Linked DNA regions of Homo sapiens: region 1 is linked to region 2. The links are chromatin loops, found by intact Hi-C in ENCODE. Cell type or tissue: heart left ventricle. All regions are shown on one strand.

Region 1 (2,500 bases), 460 kb before region 2:
CATTGTTTATTTCCAGTGTGCAGACCAGGCACAGTGTGCAGACAGGCAAAGAGGCCAACGTTGAAGGATTGTGTAGTGAACTGAGGAATGAACTAGCACAATAAGGAGACGCAGACTTGTTTCTTGAGCAGAGCTAGTGGCCGTGCTGACCAGGCACAGTGTGCAGACAGGCAAAGAGGCCAACGTTGAAGGATTGTGTAGTGAACTGAGGAATGAACTAGCACAATAAGGAGACGCAGACTTGTTTCTTGAGCAGAGCTAGTGGCCGTGCTGGCTGTGCTGGTTCACCAGCCCACAACTGTTGGGCATCTGCCGCATCCTGGGTGCTGGCAAGTGAAAGATATCTGAAGTTAAGAACTCACAGACTAGATGGGAAGAAAAAAAGGAGGAAAAAGCCTCTCTATTAATGGGAAGTCTGTGCTAAGTACCCCTCTGGTGACAAAAGAAGGAAGTCCTTAGGGAAGGGGATTTCAGTTGGACTTTGAAGAATGGCAAAGCCAATCTAGTAGAGGAGAGGATGATGTTCCAGGCAGGAGCCTTGCACTGGGACTTATATTTAAGCCAGTAGGATGAAAAGTTCTTCCACTATTAACGGCCTCCAGAGAAGGAAATCCTCCAGCCTTCCTTGGAAGAATAATGTTTGCTGTCTCTAAGGAGCCTTCTGTTGTCGGGCCCCCATTCTGAGTGAATGTCACAAATACACAGATTAACATGCTCCAGTCCAGTGGGGAGCTATGAGAAGCAATGCCACCCAAAACTGGCTGGTTGCTCTCTTATGAATGAGGATAGAAAGCCCCTAACCACCGCCTGGTGCAAGTCCTCACCACCTATCCCTCCTGGACGTCCAGTATCTCAGGACGCACGCTGTGGGGCTGTGGGGTAAGTAGCAGCGTTTAGCAGCTCTGGGGACAGGTGTGTCAGCCAGAACATTCCTGGCACCACATCTGAGTGGTCATGGGAGCAGTCCAGCTCGTACACGCCTCAGACCACATGATTCCTGAGGACAGAGTCAAAATAGTCCTGGCCTCTGGACAGACCATGATTGGGTCAGCGCTACTTTTAGCACAACTGGCCAGGCTTGGGGCCAAGGAGGGGAAGAAGAATCAAATGAGATCACGCAAACCATCAAGGCACAGTGGCTGCTCTCTGATCATTATTGGATCACGGCAAACCATCAAGGCACAGTGGCTGCTCTCTGATCGTTATTGGATCACGGCAAACCATCAAGGCACAGTGGCTGCTCTCTGATCGTTATTGGAGGGAACTCCCTGGATTTGGAAGAGAAGGGCCCAGACAGTAGCTCTCTGGAAGTAGATAATCCTTCCTTGAAAAAGAAGTAGATACAGTTCATGAAAAGCAAGGAAAAGAAAAAGAAAAAGAAAAAGAGGTACAGAACAGACTAGAAGATGACAGAGCCTTCTCAGGGACAGCTGGAGCCTCACACGACTGGGCAGTGCTGCCAGGGAGTAAAGGACCTTCAGAGATGGGATCAAGTCCTGACCCACCCCTTAACATTGTGTGACCTTGACACACGCAAGTGACCTTTGTTTGTTTTATGTCTTCCATCCTTAGATGGAAGTAGCAAAACAGTGACTAACTCTTGGACATGGGGATGATTTAATGAGATAGTGCAGGGTAAGCCTGTGTGCTCCATTGACTCACTCTGTGCGATGCACTGAAGCCTCCCGGCATCATCTAGTTGAATACTCAAGGACTCTAGAGAAGGGAATTATGGTATTTACACCAAGTAGGTGTCTCAGGGCACTGTAGTTGCCACCAGGAAGTTCCGCTGAAATCTGACCTCAACTCTTTCCCATCTCTCTCTGATACCTCCCTTTATAGCCCCATAACGCAACTCTCCTCTGGACTAAACTGATACTAAAAGCATCTTTCAATTGAAAGAGTGAGTTCTGCCCAGGGGCTGGTTCAGAAGGAAGCTAAGCCAGTTCTGGTTCACAGGTCCTGGATATTTCTTTCATGCACAGCCCATTGGCAATTGTCCTTCCACCTCCTAGCCATGTAGATCTCACCATGAGGTGAGCCAGTTCACCAAGGGACACAGCAGATGGGAAGCCGCAGCCTGTCAGTGTCAATAGACACTGAGGTGCTGGTGGAGCGGGGCATGGAGGCTGATTCAGATCAGCGAGCTTCCATTAGGTTTCCTGCCATCAGCAGCGCTGCACCAGAGTCCACTACACGCTTTTCCCCTCCTCTCCCTCTTGACAGCTGTGGGGCCATGGGCTGCTGCCAGCCACCACTCTGGGGTGGTTCCACTCTAGGAGGGCCAGAGACCCAGAGGAAGGCAGCCAGGATGGTGGGGGCCCCAAAACGACCACATTCCATCACATCTAAGAGGCCACTGATGGTGGGATGTACCCAATTTCAGAGATGTTAAAATGGAAGAAAAAAAAAGTCTTTTAGAATAAAGAGAAGCACAATAAGTCACCCGAGAAACTTCTCTTTCTGTAGTCATTGCCCTTGTTCATGCTTTCCATTCTTT
Region 2 (2,500 bases):
AACTACCATCAGAGTGAACAGGCAACCTACAGAATGGGAAAAAATTTTTGCAATCTACACATTTGACAAAGGGGTAATATCCAGAATCTACAAAGAACTTACACAAATTTACAAGAAAAAATCAAACAATCCCATCAAAAAGTGGGCAAAGGATATGAACAGACACTTCTCAAAAGAAGACACTTATGCAGCCAACAGACACATGAAAAAATGCTCATCATCACTGGCCATCAGAGAAATGTAAATCAAAACCACAATGAGATACCATCTCACACCAGTTAGAATGGCAATCATTAAAAAGTCAGGAAACAACAGGTGCTGGAGAGGATGTGGAGAAATAGGAACACTTTTACACTGTTGGTGGGACTGTAAATTAGTTCAACCATTGTGGAAGACAGTGTGGCGATTCCTCAAGGATCTAGAACTAGAAATACCATTTGACCCAGCCATCTCATTACTTGGTATATACCCAAAGGATTATAAATCATGCTACTATAAAGACACATGTGTTTATTGCAGCACTATTCACAATAGCAAAGGCTTGGAACCAACCCAAATGTCCATCAGTGATAGACTGGATTAAGAAAATGTGGCACATATACACCATGAAATACTATGCAGCCATAAAAAAGGATGAGTTCATGTCCTTTGTAGGGACATGGATGAAGCTGGAAACCATAATTCTAAGCAAACTATCTCAAGGACAGAAAACCAAACACCGCATGTTCTCACTCATAGGTCGGAATTGAACAATGAGAACACTTGGACACAGGGTTGGGAACATCACACACCAGGGCCTGTCGTGGCATGGTGGGAAGCGGGGAGGGATAGCATTAGGAGAAATACCTCATGTAAATGACAAGTTAATGGATGCAGCACACCAACATGGCACATGTATACATATGTAACAAACCTGCACGTTGTGCACATGCACCCTAGAATTTAAAGTATAATAAAAAAAAAAAAAGAACTGAATTCCTTGGACAGAGAAAGATAGGACCAGATAATATTCTTTTTTAACATTTAATTAAAAATATAAATAAATTCAAACCTATGGAAAACTTCAAACATATACAGAAGTAATCAGAACACTATAATGAACCACCATGGACAGATATGGATACCTCACTTTAGCACTATCAACTCCTAGCCAATCTTGCTTCATCCGTAACTCCCTACTTTACCTCATTCTTTTATTATTTAAGTATATTCCAGACATCAAATACTTTCATGTATAAATGTTTCAACATGTCAGATGAATGTTTGAAACTCTTCCAACTCCAAGATCACATGTTTCTATAACACCAACACGAGAAAACTGAGACGTGTACTAACATTCAGAAAGTGAATTATGTGTACCATTTACCCAACCAGTTCTAGATAAACTAAGGGAGTTCGTGCCTGAACTGTCTCATTGTCTAGTTTCACGGTGACATCTAGTGGATAAAAACTGCAACAGAAGTGGTAAGATCAGAAAGCATCTATTGTCATGGAGTCATATGGACAAAGTTTACAGGCTCAAAATAGTTAAGTCACTGAGCATTCTTCAGTAGTTCATGTCCTTTTAAAAAAAAAAGTGTGGGGGTATTATAAAAACTTTAAAAAATCTTGTGACATTTAAGGTTTTTCATAACCTGATTTCCTCCTCCTTATCCAACCCCATTTTTGGTTATTCTCCATTATAAACTACCAATTAGAAAGGTTCCATTACTTATTCCCAAATACACCTGGCTCATTGGAGATTCTAGGCTTTTTTTTTGTTTGGGTGGTTTTTAAGAAAAAATTATCTCGGCCAGGTGTGGTGGCTCACACCTGTAATCCCAGCACTTTGGGAGGCCAAGGCAGGCGGATCCCTTGAGCTCAGGAATTTGATACCAGCCTGGCCAACATGGTGAAACCCCATCTCTACTAAAAATACAAAAATTAGCCAGTCATGGTGGCAGGCACCTACCCCAGCTACTCAGGAGGCTGAGGCAGGAGAATCAGGAGATTCTCTTGAACTCAGGAGGAGGAGGTTGCAGTGAGCCAGGACTGCACCACTGCACTACAGCATGGGCAACAGAGTGAGACTCCGTCTCTAAGAAAAACAAATTCTCTTGAATTTACCAATACAAAATGTGTAGTTCAAGTCTATCTCTCCCATGAATTCTTCCCCTACTGTTTCCTTAAAAATTTCTGAACTCCCATAGCACAACTTTATTGCAAAACACAGAAAATCTCTCTATATTATTATCTGATACAATGAGTGGTCTATTAGTTTTGTATTTCTACCTGAAAATATAAACCCATGGAAGGTCCTATTTTACATTTCCTTAGTATCGCTACAATCCATAACAAACAGCATAGGCAAATACTGCTGACTGATGAGTTCTATTTTTGTATTAAACAGATGAAGTAAAATCCTCACTACAGTGGGACTAACAGCTACAAGCACCACGAAAGCAAGGACTGTGTCTGTCTTAAGTCAATGTTCTATTCCTTGTACTTTATGCAGTGCCTG

The links. Hi-C counts contacts between places; a loop is a spot of excess contacts. Peaks named below come from ENCODE experiments on the same cell type or tissue, not always from the same donor. Only the 100,000 strongest peaks of a DNase experiment are listed, where the experiment ranks them.
Region 1: a loop joins it to region 2, with 11 times the contacts of the local background. A loop is called at or near these places in 32 of 110 quality-filtered maps.

What each region holds. Positions count from the first base shown.
Region 1 is chr11:125,424,263-125,426,762 of GRCh38, reverse strand. The region is part of intron 10 of PKNOX2 (PBX/knotted 1 homeobox 2); the gene reads right to left. Among named protein-coding and RNA genes, the nearest start is that of FEZ1, 71 kb to the left of the region's middle. RefSeq lists an enhancer at 1-260. In heart left ventricle, no CTCF peak of the experiment used is centred here; a DNase peak (open chromatin) is centred at 1,008; H3K27ac peaks cover 1,379 bases.
Region 2 is chr11:124,961,116-124,963,615 of GRCh38, reverse strand. All of the region lies in intron 4 of CCDC15 (coiled-coil domain containing 15), which reads right to left. Among named protein-coding and RNA genes, the nearest start is that of CCDC15, 8.2 kb to the right of the region's middle. In heart left ventricle, a CTCF peak has its summit at 1,456 (motif pointing left); no DNase peak of the experiment used is centred here.